Regions from separate parts of the Homo sapiens genome. Here regions 1, 2 and 4 are each linked to region 3. Evidence: chromatin contacts called from ENCODE Hi-C or POLR2A ChIA-PET data. All regions are on one chromosome and are shown on one strand. Each heading gives the region's core, a stretch centred on a gene start or an enhancer-like site at or near the end of the contact. The rest is flanking DNA. Distances are from core to core; before and after follow the strand shown.

What was found. Hi-C counts contacts between places; a loop is a spot of excess contacts on that map. ChIA-PET counts read pairs that join two places held with the same protein, here RNA polymerase II (POLR2A). Pooled maps may share reads with other maps.
Region 1: a loop to region 3 is called in a map with no recorded cell type, with 8 times the contacts of the local background. The contact joins the enhancer-like site here to the promoter of EHBP1 in region 3. A Hi-C loop is called at or near these places in 6 of 168 maps with a recorded cell type or tissue (B cell, CD4-positive, alpha-beta T cell, CD8-positive, alpha-beta T cell and 3 more), 5 of 37 single-sample maps with no recorded cell type and 20 of 50 pooled maps. POLR2A ChIA-PET finds 5 or more read pairs at or near these places in 2 of 52 experiments (A549 and GM12878).
Region 2: a pooled map shows a loop between it and region 3 (5-fold over the local background). The contact joins the enhancer-like site here to the promoter of EHBP1 in region 3. A Hi-C loop is called at or near these places in 2 of 50 pooled maps. POLR2A ChIA-PET finds 5 or more read pairs at or near these places in 2 of 52 experiments (K562 and T-cell).
Region 4: a map of CD8-positive, alpha-beta T cell shows a loop between it and region 3 (6-fold over the local background). The contact joins the promoter of COMMD1 here to the promoter of EHBP1 in region 3. A Hi-C loop is called at or near these places in 6 of 168 maps with a recorded cell type or tissue (CD4-positive, alpha-beta T cell, CD8-positive, alpha-beta T cell, endothelial cell of umbilical vein and 1 more) and 19 of 50 pooled maps. POLR2A ChIA-PET finds 5 or more read pairs at or near these places in 2 of 52 experiments (A673 and activated naive CD4-positive, alpha-beta T cell).

The regions. Positions count from the first base shown.
Region 1 is chr2:61,770,842-61,777,683 of GRCh38, forward strand. No RefSeq gene overlaps it. Among named protein-coding and RNA genes, the nearest start is that of FAM161A, 80 kb to the right of the region's middle. Within about 2 kb of position 5,235, at least 3 of the 41 ENCODE cell types and tissues checked have a DNase peak (open chromatin) inside an H3K27ac peak, as active enhancers do; they include B cell and GM12878, where a contact is called at or near this core.
Region 2 is chr2:62,097,501-62,104,223 of GRCh38, forward strand. The region is part of intron 2 of COMMD1 (copper metabolism domain containing 1); the gene reads left to right. Among named protein-coding and RNA genes, the nearest start is that of B3GNT2, 95 kb to the right of the region's middle. RefSeq lists an enhancer at 1,961-2,250. Within about 2 kb of position 1,836, at least 3 of the 41 ENCODE cell types and tissues checked have a DNase peak (open chromatin) inside an H3K27ac peak, as active enhancers do.
Region 3 is chr2:62,701,016-62,707,915 of GRCh38, forward strand. It overlaps EHBP1 (EH domain binding protein 1), which reads left to right and starts at 4,698. Exons shown (of 23, transcript NM_001142616.3): 1 at 4,698-5,037; 2 at 5,882-6,280. The coding sequence starts at 6,177. RefSeq lists an enhancer at 4,405-4,544 and silencers at 4,575-4,834, 4,955-5,034.
Region 4 is chr2:61,901,317-61,907,900 of GRCh38, forward strand. COMMD1 (copper metabolism domain containing 1) reads left to right here and starts at 4,358. Exons shown (of 3, transcript NM_152516.4): 1 at 4,358-4,542. The coding sequence starts at 4,363. RefSeq lists an enhancer at 4,420-4,609.

The sequences.
Region 1 (6,842 bases), core at 3,985-6,484, 930 kb before region 3:
GAAGAGGAATACAAGGTAATATGGAATAAAACTTCCATACTCAAGAAATAGCCCAGTCACTCTGCTTGGCTGGAAGTGTGGCCAGGGCAGTTTCTCATAGATTTGAGGGTGTGGCAGGCATTCCAATGTTTCCTGACTAATACTTGAAAGAGAAAGATACAACCTGAGGGTTGAGGGCTAATCATCTTTGTGCCAGTGATGCTAGTGATTTAGTTATTGAACACAGTAATTTCCAAAATACCTACTGAATCAGAATATCTAGGGCAGGTATCTAGGAATCTTTAAAATCATGAAGTGATAGAATCATTTTCCATGTGAGCTTGGAAGATAATTGAAGGGTTTTTGTTGTTGTTGACATTCTCTTTCTTTTTTTATTTTTATTTTTGAGACAGTGTCTTGCTCTGTCATCCAGGCTGGAGTCCAGTAGCACTATCTCGGCTTACTGCAACCTCCGCCTCCCTGGTTCAAGCAATTCTCTTGCCTAAGCCTCCTGAGTAGCTGGGACTACAGGCATGTGCCACCACACCAAACCAATTTTTTTTTTTTTTTTAGAGACAGGGTTTTGCCATGTTGGCCAGGCTGGTCTTGAAATCCTGACCTCAGGCAGTCCACCCGCCTCAGCCTCCCAAAGTGCTGGGGTTACAGGCCTGAGCCACCGTGCCCGGCCTTGTTGATATTCTCTCTTCAAGGGACCAGAGTGTTAAATATTTTTAAAAGCCTTCATTTCCTATTTTATGTTAGTATTATTGTTATAGAGAACAGAAAAAAAAGTTGCTGGACTAATATAAATTTAAATTGTTTTAAATTTATAAATGTATAGTTTTTTTAAAAAAATTACATTTATAAATTTATTTGAAGAGTTTACTGTGAAGTCAATAATTAAAAGCTAGTTAAATGTAAGCATTTGTTTAATGCTTCGGTTTCTAGTTTTCTGTCTAGGAGGTAATATGCCCAAGATTCTTTTTGAAAGTATCTGGCCAGTGTAGGACAACAAGACAATCTTTCAAGGCTCCAGGCTAGTTAACTGTTTCTCTGCTTTGCATTGACTCAAATTCTAAGAGCAAGACTGTGGTAAAATACAAAGGGAGAAACTAAACACACAAAAAGCAAAAGCAGGAGAGAGAAGAGGCTAGAAAGGAATGTTGAAGGAAGCAAACCATGTGCAGGGTAGGCTAATGATTCTGTAGTAAGAAATGCCCTCCAATTCTCAAGGACTTAGAACAGAGATTTCTTTTCCACTTATGCTACACTGGGACACTTGGTCATCATGGCAGAGAGAAAGCAGAACATAGCGAACCACTGGCTCTCCAAACTCCTGCCAGGGAGTTCACACACGTCCTGTTCACTCACATTTTACTGGTCAAAGCAAATTACATGACTGATTTCCTCAGGAAGGGGATATATAATCCCCGTTTAGGAGAAGCACCACATAAAGGGTACCAAATATGAGTCAGTAGTAGACAGAATACCTCATAAAGACCACAGTCTTATATGGGATTATTTAAAATTACATTTAACCTTATTTCAGCATGACTACTTTGACCAAATTATTTGCTGTCCCCAGCTTCAGCATAGGACATAAGAAAGTGAAATAATATCAAGTGCTACTGCGGCCACTGTTGTATGAATATGAGCGTAGTTTTGTGCCAACCTGTCCTCGAGATATTCTCTCTTATCTCATTGGCTCAACTTGAAGCGTGTTCCCTTTACTGAGGGGAATATTAGGCACTGATTTGCTTAGACAAATGAGCAAAAATCTCTATGAACACATTTTTCTACAGCTAGAACAATTTCCCCTTGATAGAATTTCATTGACTTTTCAGATAGGAAGTCATGTGGTGTCATGTGGGGCTTCTGCTTTATAAATGCTAAACATTTCTAGTATGATGTTAGTTCAGTCTTATGGACATTGTAGCTGTGTCTCCCAACTTGTGTTGCAGCCATGTGATTATAGGGTAGGGGATGATTGAGTTCTTATTTTCAGAGATTACCTCTGATTTGCTTATTTAATCAGGCAGTTCTATGGCTCTTTTCACAATAATTGCCAGGTCTAAGCAAATCGGTGCCTACTATTCCCCGGGCTAAAGGGGAATATGCCCAAATTGAGCCAGTGAGATATGAGAGGTTACCTGGGGGACTCTGAAAAAGAAGGTCCTGAATCCTTGTGAGAGAACTACCAGGTAGATAACCACCCATCGTGGTTTGCCTGGGACTGCAACATTTCCCTGAACATAGAAATTTCAGTGCAAAATCCAGGACAGTCTGGGCATACTGTGATAATTTGTCACAATAGCTACCGGAACTGAACGCTTTCTTTCCTTCTGGGCACTGTTATGTGCAGATGTGAAGCTTGTGACTTCTGAGGACATTTTGCCATAAAGAAGGAAGCTAGCCTTATAATGAAGTTCACAGAGCAGTAAGCTACTAGAAAAATGAAATTGGGTACAGTATTAGGCCATTCTTGTGTTGCTATAAAGAAATACTTGAGACTGGGTAATTTATGAAGAAAAGAAGTTTAATTGGCTCACGGTTCTGCAGGTTTCACAGGATGCATGGTGCCAGTATCTGCTCAGCTTCTGGGGAGGCCTCAGGGAGCTTTTACCCATGGTGAAAAGCAAAGAGGGAGCAAGCATGTCACACGTCAAAAGCAGGAACAAGAGGGAGTGGCAGGGTGGGGAGTTCTACACACTCAAACAACCAGATCTTGTGAGTTCTCACTCACTATTGCAAAGATAGCACCAAGCCATGAGGAATCCACTTCCATGACCAAACACCTCCCCTCCCACCAGGCCCCATCTCCAACATGTGGGTTACTTCTCAACATGAGATTTGCACGGGGACAAATACCCAAACTATATCAGGTACATTAAGATCTTAAAAATGCCCTGAATCAGGCCGGGTGCGGTGGCTCACGCCTGTAATCCCAGCACTTTGGGAGGCTGAGGCAGGCGATCATCTGAGGTCAGGAGATCGAGACCATCCTGGCTAACACGGTGAAACCTTGTCTCTACTAAAAATACAAAAATTAGCCGGGCATGGTGGCGGGCATCTGTAATCCCAGCTACTCGGGAGGCTGAGGCAGGAGAATCGCCTGAACCTGGGAGGCGGAGCTTGCAGTGAGCCGAGATCGAGCCATTGCACTCCAGCCTGGGCAACAGAGCAAGACTCCGTCTCAAAAAAGAAAAAATTCCCCTGAATCAAATTAGCTCTAAAGCTTCCTTTACCTCTGTCTTTTCAGTTAAATAAGCATATATATATCTTCTTTTTTGTTTATGCTAATTTGAATTTAGTTTCCGCTATTTACAACATAAGGATTTCTTAGGGACACAGTCTTGTGGCAGAAATTACTAGTTGACCCTCAAAATCATTCTTCCTCTTTCAATGGTAACAGCATCCTCAACTTTTAAGTGGATATAACTGCCCAGAATATAAATACATCTCCAAGTCTTTCTTGTGGCAAGGTGTAGCCTTGTGAGTATGTTCTGGCCAAAAAGATATAAGCAGAAATATTATGTACAGCTTTCAGGACGTGTCCTTAAAAGCACACAGAAGAACTGTGTGCTTTCTCCTTTACCCTTCCTTCTTCCTGAGATGGCTGGAGCTATGTTACAACCATTTTAGATCATGAGAGAAATAGGAAGAAATCAAGGTCACTCATGGCAGAACATCAGAAAGAAGGAACCTGGGTTTCTGACACAATGAAGCACCATATCCAACTTGGGGCACTTACTTCCTACTTTATGTAAGAGAAAAATAGACATATATGATGTAAGCTACAGTTATTCTGGGTTTTTCTTTTTTCATCATTCAAAGCTGAGCCAAATCCTAGCTAACACTAAACCTTATATATGTTTCATTATGTACTTTATTTAAAAAAATTTTTTTTAGACAGGGTTTCAGTCTGTCACCCTGGCTGGAGTGCAGTGGCACCATCATGGCTCACTGCAGCCTCGACCTCCCAGGCTCAAGTGATCCTCCTGCCTCAGTCTCCTAAGTAGCTGGGACTACAAGTGCACACCACCATGCCCAGTTAATTTTCTTTTTTTTTTGTAGAGACAGGGTTTCACCATGTTATCCAGCTGGTCTCGAACTCCCGAGCTCAAGCAATCTGCCTGCCTCAGCCTCCCAAAGGGATAGGATTACAGACATGAGCTACTGCACCTAGCCTCACCATGTACTGTTTGCTGTTGTTGTTGTTGTTTGAGACAGAGTTTCACTCTTATCACCCAGGCTGGAGTGCAATGGTGTGATCTTGGCTCACTGCAACCTCTGCCTCCCAAGTTCAAGCAATTCTCCAGCCTCAGCCTCCCGGGTAGTTGGAATTACAGGCGTGTGCCACCATGCCCGGCTAATTTTGTATTTTTAGTAGAGACAGGGTTTCTCCATGTTGGTCAGGCTGGTCTCGAACTCCCAACCTCAGGTGATCCGCCCGCCTTGGCCTCCCAAATTGCTGGGATTACAGGCGTGAGCCACCACACCCGGCCCTCACAATGTGCTTTCTTATAAGTCAAACTCTACCAGGTAACTTATAAATCGTAAATGAATCCCACTCCAAATTTCTGAATTATTCCAGTTTTTATGTGACATTTTTGATGGGATAAATGAGCATTAGTAGTAAATGTGCTATATTGAAAGAGAAACACAAAAAATGGGAGAATGAACATGAATGTATTATTTTTCTAATATATTGAGTGTGGGAGTCTTAAACCTTCCAATTATTAAAAGGGTCAATGATGGATCCAGTAGTTTAAATTATAATGTTAATATTTGGGCCTGGAAATATATTTTTAAATTATTTATATTCAATCAGCTTTAAAATATTGTAAAACTAGAAAACTGTAATTCAAATTATCTTCTTGTAACATCACTGCTTTAGGAAGTTTCTAGTTCCAAGTAAGATGGAGTGAGCAAATCCCAACCTATCTCTCCTACTGAATGTAGCTATTAACCTGGAAAGAATGCATGGCTCCCAAACTTGAGGACTGAAAAGTAAATCGAAACAGAAAGGTTGGAGAAGAAGGCATGAATATGAAGTACCACTGAACATGCAGAGAGCTTACCATTTTTTCCCCTCTGATATCCCTAGTCTGGACTTGTGCAGCCCAAAAGCCTGAAGTCCAAATCAGTGTGGACAGAAAGAGCTCCAGGAGAAGGCTTCTAGATCTGGCTTGAGGGGTGGAAAAAGAGTTTCCTAATATACAGACAAAGTGGGGGAAATCTCATGTGCTTTGTTTTTTGTTTTGTTTTGTTTTTCTTTTCTCCATTCTCTAGCACCCAAACCTCAAGTAATCCTATAAAAGCAGAAGTGAAAATGACATTAATGGTAAGAGGAGCAGGCAGGTGCCTAAAACTTTGAGAAAAGAGAACTTTCCTCTCTGATCAGAGGTGCTGTGTTCCCAAAAATCAGAGTAGGGTAAATGGCAAACCCCCACTGCTTTCTTTTTTCATCTCTGTCCTCCCACTGCCTCGCTCCAGACATAAGCGTAGTTACGGAAAGTGAACAGAAAAGTAGCGTATGTACTTGGCTGGGCACAGCAGCTCATTCCTATAATCCCAGCACTTTGGGAGGCCGAGGTGGGAGGATCACTTGAGCCCATGAGTTCGAGACCAGCCTGGGCAACACAGTGAGACACTGTCTCTACAAAAAATACAAAAATCCGTTGGGTGTGGTGGTGCGTGCCTGTAGTCCCAGCTACTCAGGAGGCTGAGGTGAGAGGATCTCTGGAGCCCGGAGGTCAAGGCTGCAGTGAGCTGAGATTGCACACCTCAGCCTGGGCAACAGAGAGAGACTCTGTCTCAAAAATAAAATGAAAAACAAAACCCAAGTTTTCTGATCAGAGAACTATAAAAGGGAGCCCCAAGGAATTGGGATAAAACTAGGAAATTGAGTAGAGGAAGGAGCAAAAGTTTATGATTTCTGAGGTAACTCCCAAGCTGTACATGTGTGGATCTGATCCTCAACACTGTACCACAGGCTGTGAGAACTGAACTACACAGTTCCTGCCTCAGACCTTGACTGACCACTGGGTCAAGAACATTCAGGACTGATCCAAATAACACTGCAAAGCCTTTAAAAACAGAACTGATATTAAAATTACAACCTAGAGAAGTCTAATTGGAGTTTACAGTCTAATCCCAACCTGACTGATTATGGCTAACACAAAAATGTCAACATTCACTCCAGGATTTAAACAAAACCTCTAGTCTCGTAGCATAATATTCAAAATATCCAGGATACAATCTAAAATTACTCAGCATTTGAGAAACCAGAAAAATCTAAACTGGGAAAAGATAATTGATAGACACTAACACTAAGATGACACAGATGTTGGCATTATCTGACAAAGACATTAAAGTAGGTGTTATAAAAATATTCCAAAACATCCTTGAAATAAATGAAAACATAAAAAAAAGAAAGTCTTGGCAAAGATTTCCCTTTTTTTTTTTTTTTTTTTTTTTTTTTAGGACAGAGTTTTACTCTTGTTGCCCAGGCTGGAGTGCAATGGGGCAGTCTCAGCTCACTGCAACCTCCGCCTCCTGGATTCAAGCAATACTCCTGCCTCAGCCTCCTAAGTAGTTGGGATTACAGGCACCTGCCACCAAGCCCAGCTAATTTTTGTATTTTTAGTAGAGATGGGGTTTCACCATGTTTGTCAGGTTAGTCTCAAACTCCAGACCTCAGGTGAGGCTGCCCACTTCAGCCTCCCAAAGTGCTGGGATTACAGGCGTGAGCCACCACACCTGGCCATGATTTCCTATTTCTATTGTATTCAGTTTTTCCATTTGAGAACTGAAAAATACAATAGCCAAAATTTAAAACCCACTGGATGGGCTCAGAACAG
Region 2 (6,723 bases), core at 586-3,085, 610 kb before region 3:
AATGTACATGTGGGCTTTTGTAAGTCTGCATCTCCCAAGTTGAGAATCATTTCTCCCTTCTGTGAAAATGAGATGTGAGCATTATGGGTCTCTAGGAAATCCTGTTGTAGTAGGTGTATGGGGGTACTATCTACTATAAGAAAAAGGTGATGCCTCACTAGTCCTCCTAATTAAAATTGAAAGGGATTTGATTTAAAGGCTATAATAAGAGAGTTTGAAACCCCTACCATTTGGACTTTTTCTTTACTCCAAGGGAGAGGGTTTTTAATCTAGGTAGGGATGAGGACCGACAGTATAGCGCTGGTGTCGACAAAGGCTCTGGTATTTTCCCCATTTATGGCTATTTCTACTTCTCCTAAAGCATTAGTTAGAAGTAGGGGGGAAACCCTCTCTGTTCCCTCAGAGCATCCCTATTCTGGTTTTTGAGTTGTTCTGGTGCCTTCCTCTGGGGCCCTTTGCCCCCTTTGTGCAAGCACCCGTTTAAGTTTTTTGCATTCTTTTTTTAAAATATTCTTTCTTTTTGCAATAGTGGCAAATTGCTTCCTCTTGGGGTCGCTTAGATCTCTGGGGACCATGGGACCCTTGCAAACTCCCAACTTGGTTTCTAAGTTGTTTTAGTTGTAAACTCATAATTTTAGAGACTGTTTCCTTTCCTTTCTTTCTTTTTTTTTTTTTTTTTTGAGACAGAGTCTCTTGCCTAGGCTGGAGTGCAATGGCGCGATCTTGGCTCACTGCAACTTCTGCCTTCTGGGTTCAAGCAAGATTCTCCTGCCTCAGCCTCCCGAGTAGCTGGGATTACAGGCATGCGCCACCACACCCAGCTAATTTTTTATTTTTAGTAGAGACAGGGTTTCACCATATTGGCCTCCCAAAATGCTGGGATTACAGGTGTGAGCCACCGTGCCTGGCCTCCTTTTCTTTCTTAATGATTGTGACAGCTAGGTCAGCTAGGGTTGATGTCAGCTAGGGTTGACTAAGTGACTGGTGGGCAAGGAAGCCCAAGCCACATTATTCCTCTTTATTAGGGTTGCTAACTCCTTATCTAAACCTTGCATAAACCCAGAATTTAGTAAGATGTCACTTACTTTCCCCAAGGGTATTCCTGAAAACTGTTTGAATGTCTTTTCAAACCTGATATAAAAGTCAGGCACAATTTTGTTTGGGCGTATTTTACATTGTTTCACCTTTGCCCAATCTGTAACCGTGGAGAATATCTGTGGTACAGTTTCACAGAGGCGATTGCAGAGCTCTCCATTTCTGTCTTCCAGCTGCATCTATTTTGTCAAAATCTTCTAAAGGCTGTTTCCAATCTGCTACTCTAAATCATTCTTCAGCTTTGTTCTGGGGACCAGTAACTCAATCAGCTGACACATGTCAGAGAACCCTGGATCATAAGTCTTAAGTGTTAATTGGAATTCCTTAGCAAACTTAAAGGGATCTTCAGTCGGACTGGGGAATCCAGGTACCAGGGCCTTTAACTCTGATTTGGTCCAGGGGCTATACATTATGTTAGGATCCCCTCTGCCTGTAGGTTTTACCCTAAAAGGAGCAACTACTCTATTATTTTATCCAGCTATTTCTGGTCCCCCTGTGGCTTGAGGCAAGGGAGTAGGGGAGGGAGAAGGAAAAATGAAATTGTCTGGACAAGGAAGTTCAGAGAGAGCAGAGGGTCAGGAGGAGCAGAAGGGGAGACAGTTTCTGGAGCCTTCCTGATTTTAGAAGTGGCGAGACAGTTTCAAAATTTTTTTTAACTTCCTAAAGAGAGGCAAGCTTATCGTTTCCTCTTTTTGATGATTCTAGATGCCACCTAAGTACGATTCCCATTCATTTTCTTTGATTCGGGAGCCTCAGTTTTCTAATCTAGCACACAAGAAAACCAATTTAGGGACATCAAAAGTTCCCCATTTTGGAAACCTTAGACCTAGGTCATCTTTAGTAAGATCTTCCTATTTACATAAATACTCGCAAGTCAAGGCACCATAATTATTAAACATAAACCCAGCTGTGGTGCCCACTGGGGACCGCTCTCCTTGCCTTTCCTCTCTTTTGGAGGGTTTATTTGCTATCTCTCTCTTTTTTTTTTTTTTAAGAGCAATTGACCTGTGGCCTAAGGCTTTTGTGTGGTGGATCAATATGTGCTGCTTGTGGGCAGCACTTTACAGTGTTTCAACACTGAGTCGTTTCTACCCTCTTACGTGTCTCAGTTTCTCTCTTCAGAGGTCTGTCACCTCTGAGAGGGCTCAAAACACCAGGCGACCAGCCCTTATATGCGTTTCCTGGACAAGCCTTCTTAATATTTGTTGGGGAGTTTCCTGTAGGGCCGCTGCATGTTGCGGAGAGTCAACCTCCCAGACACTCCCACGAGGCCCCTGGTCACCCAGGGGCGCCTTCCAGCTGGGAGGAGCAAAATGCCCTTTCTCTTCAAAGCTGAGGAACTCACTCTCTCATTTGCTTATGAAAAATAATAGTTCAGTTCCTCACGCAAAGTGCACACAGACAAGCCAATTGAGATTAATTTTGAGAGAAAAGGCAATGGAGAATGACTGTTTTGAATACACCTCTGAAACCAAAATTAAGATTTTAACCAACTTCCTAGGAGAAAAGAGAGAGAGAGAAAAAAAAAACAGCTCAGAATAAATCAAGGACCATCAACCAAAATGGGAGGTCCAGGACTCAGGAGGACTTACCAGTTTCACCAGAGGAGAAGCTAGAACTTGGTGAGGTTTCACTGGGCCCCTGCTAGTACCTTAGCTAGGGTTTTAGGCAACTCCTTCAGGGTCCTGAGTCTTCTCTGTGGCCCCACGTGTTTGGGCACCAGATTATTGTTGAAGAGTCAAACACTGTAAAATATTTGAAGAGATTTATTCTGAGCCAAATATGAGTGACCGTGGCCCGTGGCACAGCCCTCGGGAGGTCCTGAGAACATGTGCCCAAGGTGATCAGGGCACAGCTTGGTTTTATACATTTTAGGGAGGTATGAGACTTCGATCAAATACATTTAAGAAATACATTGGTTTGGTTCAGAAAGGCAGGACAACTCAAAGGCAGGAGGCGGGGAAGGGGACAGTAGGGGCAGGGAGGTACTTCCAGGCTATAGGTAAATTTAAACATTTTCTGGTGACAATTGGTTGAGTTTATCTAAGGACCTAGGATCCACAGAAAGGAAATGTCCAGGTTAAGGTAAAAGATTGTGGAGACCAAGGTTCTTTTGAAGTCTTATAGTAGCTGCCCTCAGAGACAATAGATGAAAAATATTTCCTATTCGGATCTTTAAAAGGTACTAGACTTTAGCTAATCTCTTCAGGATTGGGAGGACCTGGAAGAAAAAGATCTAGCTATGTTAATAGAGATTCTTTACAGATGCAGGTTTTCACCCTACAAAGGATGGCTTTGCAGGGACATTTTCAAGATATGGCAGAGAAACATGTTTTGGGATTAAATATTTTGATTTTTTTGCCTGTCTTATAATGTTATGCCAGAGTCTGATTGGAAAGTAAGTCATGACATATAGGGTTAAATAAAACCCATCTGATGAGAATTTATGGTTTGTAGGACATGACTCCCCAGATCTCTTAGATAGGAATTTGGGCAAGATTTAAAAAAAAAAAAAATGAGAGCTTAGTCCTCAATGGCTTTTCTGGGCTTTTATTCACAACACCTCTGACACCAAAAGTATAGGTTTTTTCTCCCCTGCATGCCAACCAATTCTCTGATTCTCTGAATACCAACTGGATGTTCTACAATTAAATTCTGATACTACCCAGAGTTAGTGGAGACCCCACAGGTCTTAACCCCATTTTGGATGCCAGTCAAAAGTATTGAGTCCCTGCCAGGCATGGTGGCTCACACCTGTAATCCTAGCACTTTGGAAGGCCGAGATGGGAGGATCACTTCAGCCCAAAAGTCAAGACCAGCCTGGGCAACATAGCAAGACCCCATCTCTACAAAAAATTTAAAAAATTAGCTGGGCATAGTGGCAGACACCTGTAGTTCTAGCTATTCAGGAGGCTGAGACAGGAGAATCACTTGAGCTCAGAATGTCTAGGCTGCAGTGATCCCTGATTGCACCACTGCACTCCACCCTGGGTGACAGAACAAGACCCTGTCTCTCTCTCTCTCTATATATATATATATGGTCCCCAGGTTACCCACACTTATATCTAGCTACAAATTGGGTAGTCTCATGATCCCTACCCCCCAGTTCAATAATATGCTAGAATGGCTCATGAAGTAAAGTTCTTTACTTACCAAGGTATGGAGGAGGAACTCCAAAAGCTTCCATGCCCTCTCCAGGTACACCACCCTTTCAGCACCTCAGTGTGCTCGTCACCTTGGTAGCTCTCTAAACACTGTTGTTTGGGGTTTTTATGGTGTCTGTCTCATGTAGGCACCATTGATTAAATCATTGGCCATTGGTGATTAACTTAATCTCCATCTCCTCTCCTCTCCCTGAAGGTCAGCCTATAGTACTGAAATTTCTAACACTCAAATCATGCTTTGGTCTTTCTGACTACCAGCCCCATCTTGAAGCTATCTAGGGGCCCCCAGCCACCACTCATCTCATTAGCGTACAAAAGACACTCTTATCATGAGATTCCAAGGATTTTAGGAGCTGTGTGTGAGAAACCATAAACAAAGACCATACATATTTCCTATTGTATCACAGCTTCCCATCACCTGAAGTATGAAGTCCTAATGCCTTATGACATCTCACGTTGACTATAAATCACCTGGACTCCTCTTCCATGAGACTAGACTTAAATTTATATAAACACCCTCTGTACTATTTTTGTACTTTTGATATTCCCTCTGCTTCAAAATATTCCTATATTTCTTATGAAAATCCTAGTACAGATGCCATTTCCTTCATGAAACTCTTAATTCCTCCTGTCAGACTTAATACGCACTCAAATACCTGAACTAAACATTTTCTCTTTTTTCTGTGTCACTTGGACTGTCTGAATTAAACCTTTTCTATTATATCTTTGACCTTTTACTTCAAATTGTAGTTCATTGTGTATTGCTGGGTCTCAGAAAACAATACCCCAAAATGAAAGCTTCAAAAGCAGAAGTTTTTCTGACCTTCTGCCCCCTGCTCTCCTGTCTCTCAGTCTCATTCTCCCCTAAGGCTAACCATAGCAACTAGAATCCCTCTTCCCCAAGGCAGGTCATAGAAACCAGAACTCCTTGTCCCCAAAGCCAGGCATAAAACCTAAGAGTATTACTCTAACATTCCCTCTGCCTTTGTGTGTAAAAACTGGCCATAAAGAAATTATCTGACCTCCCTTATTTGACTGTAGGCCATAACACCCTGGTTCCACAGAGGGTCCTGTCCCACACCCAGAAGGAAGGAATGCATGCTCAGAGAGGCCAAGAAGAGTTTAGACAGACAGGCCTTGCTGGGTTTCTCCACTTAGTCTATTAGCTTTAGATTCTTTGGTGTTAGACCCTTTTTATCCAATCATATTTCTTTTTCTTTCTTTTTTTTTTTTTTTTGAGACGGAGGCTCGCTCTGTTGCCCAGGCTGGAGTGCAGTGGCGCGATCTCCGCTCACTGCAAGCTGCGCCTCCTGGGTTCAGGCCATTCTCCTGCCTCAGCCTCCAGAGAAGCTGGGACTACAGGTGCCTGCAACCACGCCTGGCTAATTTTTTGTATTTTTAGTAGAGACGGAGTTTCACCATGTTAGCCAGAACGATCTCGATCTCCTGACCTCGTGATCCGCCTGCCGGCCTCCCAAAGTGCTGGGATTACAGGCATGAGCCACTGCGCCCGGCCTCCAATCGTATTTCTATACCTCTTCCATAGTTTGTTGAACCTACACACAAAAATGGAAAATTTCCCCTGTATCTTTGGTTCTCCATTGTAAAGGCTTCTGTGAATACAGGTTAAATAGATTTGTCTGCCTTTTCTTCTATTAATCTGCCCCATGTCAGTGATTTTTTTCAGTGAACTTTCAGAGGGCCCTTGGCCCCTACAGTATGTGGCCCCTACAGTATGTACATCTCTTCCACACTATCATGAGTTTATTTTAGGTGTAGACCGTATATAGAACACAGGCACAATTTTATAACTTAGCATGTAGTCATCTTTGCTTTCAACTTTTAGTTAAATTTTATAATTCACTGGGCAGACCAATTGAGCATTTTCAAAAATTGCTCAGTTCATCTTTATACTACCCCTAAAAAATGACTAGAATAATTTTGCTTCACAGATCATAAAAGCACAGGAAAAAGTTGCTTCTTTATACATGTTTCCTGAAATCAGCAATGTAAACAGAAATGGAACCTTATATCATCTATAGTAAATTATTCTCAATAATTAGAACTGTAATGTGTGCCGTCAGTATTTTTTTTTTTCCAAGACAGGGTCTGGCTCTCTCACCCACGCTGGAGTGCAGTGGCATGATCTCGGCTTACTGCGACCTCTGCCTCCCAGGTTTAAGTGATTCTCCCACCTCAGCCTCCCAAGTAGCTGGGACTGCACACACATGCCACCACACTCGGCTAATATTTGTATTTTTTGTATAGTCAGGGTCTCACTTTGTTGCCCAGGCTGGTCTTGTACTCCTAAGCTCGAGGGATCCACTCGCTTCAGCCTCCCAAAGTGCTAAGATTACAGGCATGAGCCACTGCCCAGCCCATTAGAATTCTTTTTGATGAAGCTTGTTATAGGATAGTAATATGGGTTAGCAATATTCACTGCATCCCTTAGGCTGGGCACAGT
Region 3 (6,900 bases), core at 3,448-5,947:
CAGAATAGGGTGGGATTAGGTCCTGCTCTCAGAAATCCACTAGCATCCAGCTCTCATTACATCCCCTCCAAGTTCTGTCTTTCCCTTCCAGCCCAGGAAACTCATTTCTCATCTTTGGGAAAGGAAGCTTTACTATTGTCTGTAACAGCACTGTCCAATAGGAATATAATGTGAGGCATATATATAATTTACATTTTTCCAGTAGCTGCATTAAAAAAGAGTAAAGGAACAGGTAAAATTAATTTTACTGTCTTTAATAAACCCAATATAGCCAAAATATTATTTCAATATGTAATCAATATAAATATTATTAATGTATTAATCTTTTTTGCATACTAAGTCTGAAATCAGTATATATTTTATACTTATAGCACATCTCAATTGGGACTAGCCACATTTCAAGTATTCAATAGTCACATGTGGTTAGAGGCGAACAGTGCAGGTCTCTAACAGGATTCCATTTCATTATTCCTCAACAGGTTAGGCTTTTGAAACTCAAAAACCAATAAAAAATTTTTTGTTTTTCTACATTCTGTTATATTCCTTTGCTGTAACAATGAGCAAAGACCGGCCTAAATGAGGGTGAGTGCAATGCTGAGGATCTTGGGGTGGGGTATAAGAGGAGAAAAGCCATAGCAAGAAAGGAAATATTTAACACTTGGAAAAACAACTACTACAGAAACCATCAGTTAAAATTTTAAAAGTATTGGCCTGCCACAGTGAGATTTTAAGGACATAAAAATTGCTATAGGATTGTTGGAAGTAAATTTGTCTGCTGTGGGTTTAAAACAATTTCATTAGCAGTTAAAAATTGCAGTAATATTGTTGTGTATAGTATAACCACTATGGTAACTGGAAAAAAAAAATACAAAAACCTACAGTGTTATTATTGGGAGCAAATCTTATTACTAGGAATACGGCACAGATAAATTCCATTAGTGGATAAATCCTGCAATAATACCTCTGACAATTTTTACTGCAATAACTGTAAAACCCAAAGATAAGAATTTTATCACCAGGAAAGATAATAGTAATTCAAGCCTATGGTTGCATTTCATAGTCTTGAATCTCCATTTGGGGAGTTTCTGAGGCAGTGACTAAAAAAGCTGTTTCACTGAAAATAATTTCTGTCATTTTCAAAATTGTCATGGCAGAGAAGATTTAAAGTTTTTGGATGCCATTTTCCACTTATTTCTTTGTATTCTATCTTCATTTTAAGCTTGATGATATTTAAAGGCAAATTTTAAATTATTTTAAATGTTGCATCTTCTGTTAAGTAAAACATTTTGCAGTCAACAACCTGGGTCAAATGGACAGGATAATTAATGTAACTTGCATTAAACCTGGGACAGAGGGAGACGATAAATCAAGATCCGAGTAAATAGGGAATTAGAAGGGGGCAGACACAGTGGGCAATCCTGGAAGTGGGAGGGTGAGTAGGAGGTACCTGTTGGTTGGTAGGGGAAATGGGACCTTAAGAAAAGGGTAACTTCTAGCATGCCAAAAGTTCTCAGCTAATATATGACATAAGGAGTTGTCATGAGGATTGAGGATAAGTGCATTCTTAGTAATTATTATAAAATCCTGAGTCCACCTAAATTATTGCTGTTCCAGTCTTGGTACCAATTGAATTAATGGGAGATAAATAATATTGAATGTACTCTTTAAGACTCTTTAGTCCTTGAGGTAGCGATGTTTGGCACTAAGTATTGCCCAAGTATTCTTGAAGGTCTGTTTTGTTCTTTTCTGTCTTGTTTATGTTTGCTACCAAACACAATAGCATATGCTACTAGTTACCATTTGACTGTTTACTATGTGCCAGATACTTTATGTACATATCTTCCATTTTCTCAACATCCCAGAAAGGTAGGCATGATTATGTTTTACAGGATCATGCTTTAAGAAGCTGGGACTCAGAGAGGTTAAGTAACTCGTGTTACTTTCTTGTGTACACACCGAACATGTTCCTGAAAGTCTTTAAGAACAGGGACTGTAACTTTTATGTACTATTGGTAATATTTAATATGATCAGGCTGGAAGCAGTGGCTCATGCCTGCAATCCCAGCACTTTGGAAGGCTGAGGCAGGCAGATCACTTGACCTCAGGAGTTCAGCCTGGGCAACGTGGTGAAACCCTGTCTCTACAAAAAGTATGAAAAATTAGCCTATCAGTTAATAGACTTGCTCCTTAAAAAAAAAAAAATTAGCCAGTCGTGGTAGCATGCGACTGTAGTCCCAGCTACTCGGGAGGTTGAGGTGGGAGGACTGCTTGAGCCTGGGAGGGTGAGGCTGCACTCCAGCCTGAGTGACAGAGAGAAACCCCGTCTCAAGAAAAAAAAAAGATTAATACTCGGTATTCAATAACTATCAGCAAAGCAGGCCAAAAGAGCTGAACATATTCTATATTTAATATTCTTCAATAAATTTAGTTAGTATACAGGTTGTTTTTTAAAATGTTATAGGGGGAAGAAGTAGCTGCTCTGTAGGGCCTCCAGGAGACAGCCTATGAACATGAGGTCAGTGGCAGAACAGGGTCAAGAGCTGTTCTTAATTCCTTCACTCATTTAGTAAACGATTCTAACTTTGATCTCTTCTTAGCTACCTTGGTGTCTAGAAGGAAAAATAAGAGTTTACATCCAAGACAAATATTTCCCCTAAAAAGAAGAGCTGTCATAAGAAACTATCAGTCTCTTGAAATTTTCCACAACTTGAGGAAGATTCCCTAGGGATCCTACTCCTTTATTTTTTTTTAAGACACCATTTAAAACTTATTACTTTTAAGGGAATTTCTTTACAATAAAGTCAGTCTCTCTATTTTTTCTCTCTTCCCCCTCTCCCTTTGGAGTAAGGGAAGCATGTTAAAAGAAACCAGAATGACCACATAAGAAAGTTTGAGAACTTCCAGAGAACAGTAATAAATAGGGTGCAAAAACCTTCTGATCATCATGTGGATTGTTTCTGAAGGGTAACTTGGATGAAAATAATTTATGACCATTTCTACAAATAAGCCATTAAAAAACTCCACACACTTAAAGCCTACTAAAGATGCAGAATATATTATTATATGAGATCATAATGGCTGTAGGTTGTAGTGACTTCGTAAACCACTCAGGAAGGACATCAGAGAACTCTTAATAGAAAATAAGAATCAATATGATTATTACGATTATCTTAACATTTTAGAATTGACTAGCAAAATAAGCGATAACTATGCTGTTTTCTGTAAAATGCACACTGTGCTCTTGTATTATTAGATCATTTTCTTTATTGAAAGTGGAAATTGAATTAGATACTGGATTCAAGCCTTATATCTGTCTCCCCATCTCTCTTGATTCTTCAACATGTCTCTCCACTTTGTCTTGGCCCCCAATGTCTACAGATGGACTCAATTCTCACCCATCACTGCTCTCTCTTCCTGTCCCTGAAAGAATCCTCCCTAGACCCTAACACCTTTCAAGCTACTTTGTCCATGCACCCTGCTTTCCAACCTTCGTAAGATTGAATGATCCTTGTTTCCAGAACCCATCCCGCTTGCTTTCTTTTTATGTTAGCTTGCCTCTCTTTTTTTTCCAAACTGTCTGCCCATAGCTTGCTGATGCGCCTACTTCTCTGATTATTCCTTCTCGGTCTCTTTCCCATTTTACTCTGTTTATTCCTTAGATGCTAGGATTCCCCTGAAGTTTCATTCTTTGTCCTCTTTCTCCACACCAGGGGTCTGTGAACCACCTAAAACTGAAAACAATTTTTTGTGTTTTGAGACAGAACACTTTTTCCCCCTTGAGAAAGTATCTGTAGCTTTCATATTCTCAAAAGGGCCCTTGGCTCTTTTAACAAGATTGAGTGTCCCTGCCCTCACTCTGCCTCCTCCTTTTTGCCTTTGACCACCCTTTTTATATGCTAGCTGTTCCCAAATCCATCTACAGTTCTCACTAGGGGCAAAAGAGTCCGACAGCGAAGAGGAAACCAAGATTCAAAGAAATGTTGAAGACTCCGAACAATAAGAAATTGTACTGTACACATTTTGTGTCTAGCTCAGCTGATTCAATCCCACTGAAGACCAGTTGACTCTATGTTGGGCGGGGAGCGGCCGGGGTGTCGGGGGGTGCCTGACAGGGTCATTACTTCAGGTTGTCAGGTAAGATCCCAGGAGGAACTGGTGAAATAAAGGCTATGCGCAAAAACCCTAGTTGCCAGTGGCGGAGGAGAGGGCGCGCCCAGGTCCTGGCGGAGATGAGAACAGGAGAGAAACCCACAGGCAGCTGCACTGCCCACAGCTGCAGCGAAGCCAATCTCTAGGTCTGCAATCACCCTTAGGGGCCAGAAACCCAGCCCCGCACCAGCGGCGCCTTTGACGGACAGCCACCTTCTGCAATCACCTTGCAGTTCACTATAAACACTCCCTATTCCTCCCGCCTATCGCTTCCCTCTCCAAGCCAATCAGAAGAACGGGCGGGATCGTCCTTAGTCGGTTCCTTCTTTTTTTTTTTAAAAAAAAGGTAGCCTGTGCGTCGCATTCCGGCTTCGGGGAAAAACCACCTCCCGAGCAAGGGCAAGGCGGAGCCCCTGTGATGGGCAGGCAGTTCTACCAATGAGGTGCCCCAGCCGCTGTAAGACCCGGCCGCCGAGGTGGGCGGGGCACGCGCGGGGCCTGGCCAATGGCGGCGGGGCGGTGGAGGTTGAGCTGCCGTGGGTAGGGTTAGTGTGAGAGGTGCGGCGGGGGAGGTAATGATGATGGTGGCGGAGGAGAAAGGCGGGGGAGGGGGTGCTGGGCGCTGAGCGGTGGCTCTGGCAGGGCTTGGTAGGGTGGGGGACGGTCGCGGGGCGATCTGTCAGGGAGGGGGTGGGCGTGAGGGGCGCCGTCCGCCTGAGGGGCTGCAGATCCCGGCTACCGCGAGCGCCGTGGCTGGCTTGGCTGTTCCATGTGGCTCCGGCGGGGATGGAGGACTCGGTGGCGGCGGCGGCTGCTGCTGCGGCGGCGACGGAGGAGCGGCTATGAGAAGGGAACGGGGCCAGACTCAGCCCGACAGCGGGATTAGAGGTGTGAGGAGGGGGCGGGAGTGGACGAGCGGCGGGGCCGGGGCTCGGGGTCCGGGCTGGGGTCTTCTGGTATCGCCTGGGTGACAGGGACCGCGGACGAGCCACCGCCTGTCTCCGCTGGGGGGCAGGGGTCTGGGCTCCGTGCGTGAGGAGACTGGGCTCCGGCGGACTGTTTCCCTGAGGATGGGGGAGGGAGGCACCGCACCCTGCACAGTCCACTTGCCCCGCTGGTCATTGCTTCACCCCCAGGCAGGAGTTTCCATTTCCCTCCGGTTGGCAGCGAAGGAGCCCAAGTGGCCTGGAGCCGGGACATTGCCCTCTCTCTGCCTGGAGATTTCCCTCCACTCCTCGTTCCCCATCCATTTCCTCCCTCCGACTGAAAAATAGCATTCCTCCTGGCTCCCTAATTTGTTCCAAGCACATATTGTCGGACTTGAGGCTATTAATTATCGACTGAAAAACAAAGTTTATTAAAAAATACTCCACTTCTCCCTCTTTCTGGCGGTGGACATTAAACAGCATCCCTAGACTTTCCCGCTCTGCTCGCCCTTCAGTGATGCTAACAGGGGGAGGTAGGGCCCCGAGTTACCGTCTCTCTGGATTGTTGTTGGTGCTGACTACCTGATGTGTCGCTCCACGTCTTCGGTGTGAATTGTAATTTCTTCCTTGGTGTCTTGCATCCTTGATGTTACTGGCTTTTGAGGTCAGTGTTTTGTTTCATTGTTTAAAAGACATGCAGAGAACTGGGATGGTCTTTTGCAGCGTTATTTAACATGGGTGGTTAGTCATTTCTCATGATTCTCTCCTCATATTCTTTCTCTTTTTGTCTTTGTTTTGCTTTTCAGCCCTCCAGAATACCCATCATATAGCCCCTGAGGTGGCATGGTGATGTCTCCATGAGGGAACCCCTTCCCACTCATCCTGTCACGTATATCATAGTGTTCTTGACTGGGCCATTCATCTAAGATGGGATTTACCCTGTGAAACAGGGAGAAGACTTATGGACCCCAAGCATCATTTCGAGTTGTAGTTGAGTTTTTAAAAGACATACATGCAAAGTTCCTTTGCTTTGGACCCTCTGCATTATTAAAGCTGCTGTATTGCTAACCCAGAACTGCTCCAGTGTCTTGACTGATCATCATGGCTTCAGTTTGGAAGAGACTGCAGCGTGTGGGAAAACATGCATCCAAGTTCCAGTTTGTGGCCTCCTACCAGGAGCTCATGGTTGAGTGTACGAAGAAATGGTAAGATGTACCTGGAGGTAGATTTTGCTGTGCTGTGGCCTAAGCATACTGTGGCCTAAACTCTGGGTCTTCTGATAGTATATTTACCTTTCTATAGTGCACTAGTGTGTAGAAGCTGGGTGGGGCGCAGATAACTCTAACAAGTACTGTGCTGTGCACTGTTGCTGCTAGTACCATCCCTGTGGATTTTAATTACTGCGCTTCAGTATGGCTCAGAGGACTGTAACTGTGAGAGCACACTAAATACAATAGATTTGGTTTTGAGGTTATTCATCATTAGTGTTAAAATAACTTTGATTTTTGTAATTTTAAGGAGACAAAGAATGGCTACTGAAATATTGTGAGCATTAATCCGTATATTTTAATATAACAGGCATATGATTTAATAGAGTTTTAATATAGAAGTCTATATTCTTGTGGGGTGATGGTAATCTATTTTATTTTTGTTTTTTCATTTTTCCTTGCTTAGGATAAAGAATTTTTCATTATTTGATTAATGGAATGCCATCCACAAAACCTTAGAAATTCTTTTGTTAAATGCTTACTCAGGCAACTGTATTTTATTTTAATTGCCTAATGGGATACATTTCTTGGCCAGATTTAAGGAAGCAATTAGTAGT
Region 4 (6,584 bases), core at 3,108-5,607, 800 kb before region 3:
AAGCTTTCATTGAAAGATTTTTATTGCTGGGGGCAGTGGCTCATGCCTGTAATCCCAGCACTTTGGGAGGCCGAGGTGGGTGGATCACCTGAGGCCAGGAGTTCAAGACCAGCCTGGCCAAGATGGTGAAACCTTATCTCCACTAAAAATACAAAAATTAGGTCAGCGTGGTGGTGTGCATATGTAATCCCAGTTACTAGGGAGGCTGACACATGAAAATTGCTTGAATCCAGGAGGTGGAAGTTGCAGTGAGTAGAGATCCTGCCATTGTACTCCAGCCTGGGCAACAGAGTGACACTCTGTCCCCCCACAAAAAATAATTTTATTTTAGGACCTACTACTTATTTAATTTTTTCATTAAATAACTTTTTATTACAACAGTATTACATGTACACTGTAGATATTTAGAAAAATCAGATAAGCAGAAAGCCATCCTCAGTTACTAAGAGATGTACACTATAACTATGTTGGTGAATAAACTTCCAGACTTTTTCTACGTAGGTTGATAGATTTGACTCTATTTTATTTTATTTATTGAGACGGAATCTTGCTCTGTCACCAGGCTGGAGTACAGTGGCATGATTTTGGCTCACTGCAACCTCTGCCTCCTGGGTTCAAGCGATTCTCCTGCCTCAGCCTCCCAAGTAGCTGGACTACAGGCACGCGCCATCACGCCCAGCTAATTTTTGTATTTTTAGTAGAGATGAAGTTTCACCATGTTGGCCAGGATGGTCTCGATCTCTTGACCTCGTGATCCACCCACCTTGGCCTCCCAAAGTTCTGGGATTACAGGCGTGAGCCACCGCACCCGGCCTAGATTTGACTATATAAACATGGAGAAAATATTTGCATGTAGGTAACAAGCACTAATATTTCTATGCATAAAGAGCTCTTAGAAATCACTGAAGTGTCCGGGCACGGTGGCTCACGCCTGTAATCCCAGCACTTTGGGAGGCCGAGGCAGGTGGATCACGAGGTCGGGAGTTCGAGACCAGCGTGCCCAAGATGGTGAAACCTTGTCTCTACTAAAAATACAAAAATTAGCCAGGTGTGGTGGCGCACGCCTGTAGTCCCAGCTACTTGGGAGCCTGAGGCAGGAGAATCGTTTGAACCCGGGAGGCGGAGGTTGTGGTGAGCCGAGATCATGCCATTGCACTCCATCCAGCCTGGGCGACAAGAGCGAAACTCCACCTTAAAAAAAAAGAAAAGAAATCACTGAAGTGACAGAAACCCCTATAGAAAATGGACAAGGAAATAGGAAGAAATATAAGCAGCCAATAAATATAGTAAAAAAAATTTACTCTCAAAATTTAAGAAATGCGAATTAAAACAGTGAGATAATATTTTTCATGTATCATATGGCAAAGGTTATAAAGAATAATATAGCTGGGTACGGTAGTGTGTGCTCATATTCCCAGCTACTTAGCCTGAGATCGGAGGATAACTTGGGCCTGGGAGGTCGAGACTGCAGTGAGCCAACATCGTGCCACTGCACTCCAGCCTGGGCAACAGAGTGAGACTCTGTCTCAAAAATTAAATTAAATGAAATTAAAAGAATAATATCAGTCAGTGTTACTAAGGTTTCATAGAAATAGGTGCAGCCTTTCTGGTGGGTAATTTGTAAATTACGTGTTTAATAGTGCTTTTTCTGCTTGCCACCTTTTGATTTATGCTTTTTCTTTTTCACCAACCATTCTCTGCAACTTCTGTAAGTACATGTAAAACAATCTATAGTTTGTCACTAAGTTTGGTTTACTTGGAGCCATGGAAGCAACTCTGAATTTGCCTTTTATAAAATTATTTTAGGAAAAGAAATATATTTTTTCTATTGTAAAAAATGCCTCTGGCCAGGTACAGTGGCTCACACCTGTAATCCCAGCACTTTGGGAGGCTGAGGTGGGTGGATCACCTGAGGTCAGGAGTTTGAGACCAGCCTGGCCAACATGGTGAAACCCCTTCTCTACAAAAAATACAAAAATTAGCTGGGCGTGGTGGCGCATGCCTATAATCCCAGCTACTTGGGAGGCTGAGGCAGGAGAATCACTTGAACTTGGGAGGTGGATGTTGCAGTGAACCGAGATTGTGCCACTGCACTCCAGCCTGGGCAACAGAGTAAAACTTTGTCTCAAAAAAAAAAAAAAGAATACCTCTTTACTGGATAAACATTAATTAAAGTAGTCTAGATGAGTAGATTCTCAACAATGTGGCACTGCCTTGAAAGGGGCATTTCAGTTGTCACTTTTTTTTTTTTTTGAGATGAAGTTTTGCTCTTGTCCCCAAGGCTAGAGTGCAGTGGCACCATCTCTGCTCACTGCAGCCTCTGCTTCCTGAGTTCAAGCAATTCTCCTGCCTCAGCCTCCCGAGTAGCTGGGACTACAGACATGTGCTACCATGCCTGGCTAATTTTTGTATTTTCAGTTTCACCATGTTGGCCAGGCTGGTCTCGATCTCCTGACCTCAGGTGATCCACCCACCTCAGCCTCCCAAAGTGCTGGGGTTACAGGCGTGAGCCACCATGCCCGACCTCAGTTGTCACTTTGAAGGAAGGGTAGGAATGGAATAGGTGGGAGAGAGGTCAGATATATAAGACATCTTCCCATGCAGGGTACGTTCATAAAGGTGAAAAACCTGTTTGTTATTATCTAAGCCTAAAGTCAAACTCTATTTTATATAGAAACACAATGTATTATTATTATTATTTTATTTTTTTGAGACGGAGTCTCCCTCTTTCACCCAGGCGACAGAGTGCAGTGGCGTGATCTCGGCTCACTGCAAGCTCCACCTCCCAGGTTCATGCCATTCTCCTGCCCCAGCCTCCCGAGTAGCTGGGACTACAGGCGCCCGCCACTAGGCCCGGCTAATTTTTTTGTATTTTTAGTAGAGATGGGGTTTCACCGTGTTAGCCAGGATGGTCTTGATCTCCTGACCTCGTGATCCGTCTGCCTCGGCCTTCCAAAGTGCTGGGATTAGAGGCGTGAGCCACCGTGCCCGGCAACACAATGTATTTTTAGTTTAGCATTAATATATACAGAATATTCCAGCTTTGCAATGACTGTAGAGTGAGGAAAGAGTGTTTTTTGTTGTAAACTTTACCAACTGTTGTTCACATTTCAGAACATCAGTTCTTAACATTTCAGAACATCATGTTACCAGAAGCAACTGCCCTCCCTCTGGAGTCACCAATACCACACACCTGTATCAATTTGCATTTGTAGAAGTCACAGGTGGTTCTACATAAAGATGTAAAGATGCAGACATCTGGCTACTTTGTATGTCTTTTAGTCAACTAGTATAGGTGTACCCAAACACACATATTATATTATAAATTCCTTTTCATTTTATGATAAATTACAATTAGGTCATTAAATTGATTTTTCAATTGAGATATTCACATACTGTGAAACTAATCTTTTAAAGTGTACAATTCAGTGGGTTTTAGTATATTAACAAGGTTGTGCTTCCACTTCCGGAATGTTTTCATCATGCCCCAAAGAAACTCTGTACCTATAAACAGTCACTACCCATTCGTCCCCTTCTCCAGATTCTGCCAACTATTACATTACTTTCAGTCTCCATGGATTTGTCTATCCTGGACATTTCATATAAATGGATGTCCAATATTTGGCCTTTTATATCTGGCTTCTTTTACTAATCCTGTTTTTAAGTCTCATTCACGTTGTAGCATGTATCAGTACTTTATTCCATTTTATGGCTGAATAATATATTGATTTTAAAAAATTATATGGGTGGGAAGTTATATTAGCTATGCATTTCATTTCAGGATAGTAAATAAGGTGTTAAAATATTTGTCATATAAAAGAACATTGGATCAGAGCCACTGATCTAGCTGGAAAGACAAGTGTATATAAAAAGGCAATTAACAACCCAAAGAAAAACATTATGTAATCAGGAGATAGTTAAACTTCCTGAAAAAAAGGATGACAGGTAAGGATTAGGCAGAGATTAAATCTGAGTGATCGATCCTATTCAGTTAATGGGTTGGCAAGTCCTGGAATGAGATACAGCCATCTAAAAATTAAACTGCCAAACTTATAGGCTGCTACCCCATCTCCAGTAATCTCTGCGAGCAATCTTTCTTTCCAGTAGGCTCTGCAGTGATGAAGGGGATCAGGGGAAGCAAAGTGACCCTACTGGAACCAAACGGATATTTCCGTGGAGGTATCCTAAGGGGATGGGTGTTGCAGAGCAAAGCTGTAAGCTGCCAACTCTGACCCCTGGGGAAGCCTTGCCTCCAGGTTCCCCGAGGTTCCCCGTGGTGGTTTTGCACAGGCTATTTAGGCACATCTCGGCCGCCGTGGCGGGGCACGGCTCAGCTGTTGCGGGGCGGGGCCTTCGCAGAGCATGGCGGCGGGCGAGCTTGAGGGTGGCAAACCCCTGAGCGGGCTGCTGAATGCGCTGGCCCAGGACACTTTCCACGGGTACCCCGGCATCACAGAGGAGCTGCTACGGAGCCAGCTATATCCAGAGGTGCCACCCGAGGAGTTCCGCCCCTTTCTGGCAAAGATGAGGGGGATTCTTAAGGTACTGCTCTTTTCTGTAGTCTCCGGCTTGGAGCAGAACCCCTTGGCCGCTGGCTTCAGACTCTCCCCCCCTTGCCTTCCCCTGTCCTCACAAGCCGAAAGGCTTTTCCCTCTCAGACCTCCACTCCGTGGGCTCCACATCGGGCTCCTTCAGATTTGCTCGTTCTGTCGCCCCTTCTCTCTTTCCTAAGGGGGACTTTTTCTGCTGAAGTTCCCAGTCCCCCGGTAGACTGACACCCACAGGGGTTTTTCCTTCAAGACATTTCTGTCTCTTGGTAACAGTCGCGTTTCCTCAGCAGATCTGTGGGATCTGGTGTTTTTAAAATTAAGAGTTTTAGGTCGCTAGCTTTCCCCGGTTGTGGAAGTTGGGAGCGTTAAAATGAGCCAGTGTCTGCTGGATAAGGGGTGGCTTAGCCCGAGTGACATCTGTCAAGCAGTCCACTGCGTGGTTAAAAGAGCATAATTACCAGCTTGAAGTCAAAGTATAGACTAGATCGTCCAATAGAAATATGTGAGCCAAAAAGGTGAAATTAATATTTTAGTAATATATCTTATTTAATCCAGAATAGCCAAAGTATTATCACTTCACATGTAATCAATATACAGAATATTGACAAGATTTTTTGTTACTTTTTTCACTAAATCTTCGAAATCCAGTATTTTACACTTAAAGCACATATCTCGGACTTGCCAAATTTAAGTGCTCAGTAGTCACATATGGCTAATAACCATCATATTGGACAACTCTATTTAGACCGAGAACTAGTTATAGGAATGTAGTGTCAATGTACTCTAGAGACAAACTGTAAAAAAATTACTGACTTTTATAGGTCTCCTATGTGTTAGGAACGTACTGAGATGTTTTACATGTTGTTTCATTTGTTTCTTGAAAAAAAAACCTTATATAGTGGACACCCATGGTAAAGATTTAAGAAACAGGTCCAGGGAATCTAAACAGCCTAAAATTCATTTTGATTAAAGTCAGTGTTGAAATTTAATCCACTATCCTTTTGAATTTGCTATTTTTTCAAAGCTGTTTATTCTTTAAAAGGCACTTCTGTATTTTTTTAAACTGATTTTGCCTACAGGATTTGAATCCAGAAAAAAAGCAAATGAAAACAAATATTTCACACAGTAAATGGATTGTCTCATGGAAATGTAAGGAGTAATATCTCAGGTGTGATCCTAGACATTCTAAGTAATCTTAGTTGATATCAGTCATAAATCACTAGTGAATGCTTTCTATTTCTTTTGTTTTTTCTTTTTTTGAGACGAGTTTTGCTTTGTTGCCAGGCTGGAGTGCAGTGGCCCGATCTCGGCTCACTGCAATCTCCACCTCCTGGGGTTCGAGCCATTCTCCTGCCTCAGCCTCCCGAGTAGCTGGGGTTACAGGCATGCGCCACCACACCCAGCTAATTTTTGTATTTTTAGTAGAGACTGGGTTTCACTATGTTGGCCAGGATGGTTTTGATCTCCTGACTTCGTTATCCGCCTGCCTCGGCCTCCCGGAGTGCCAGGATTACAGGCGTGAGCCACCCGGCCCGGCCAAATGCTTCCTATTTCTATCAAATTTTACTCTTTGAGCAGTCCAAGAGAGTTTCCTAGAAAATTTGACATCTGGGTTTTTGAGGTGTTTGGTCTCCTATGGGGATGAGGCCTATATCTCTTCTGCAGGCTAAGAAGAGACAACAGCACATGTGTAGGTAATGCTTTAGAATCTCCAAACATTGGGGGCTACTTCTCCTCTCTAGGTGGACGACATTTTGATTCATTTGTTTTGTTAGGAGATAAAACAGCAGGATACCCAGGGAAGAGTTTGCCTGAAAACTCTCTTATTTTATTTTTATTTTGAGATGGAATTTTGCTTTTGTTGCCCAGGCTGGAGTGCAATGGTGTGATCTCCGCTCTCTACAACCTCCGCCTCCCGGGTTCAGGTGATTCTCCTGTCTCAGCCTCCTGTGTAGCTGAGATTACAGGTGTCCACCACCACGCCTGACTAATTTTTTTATTTTTAGTAGCGACAGGGTTTCACCATGTTGGCCA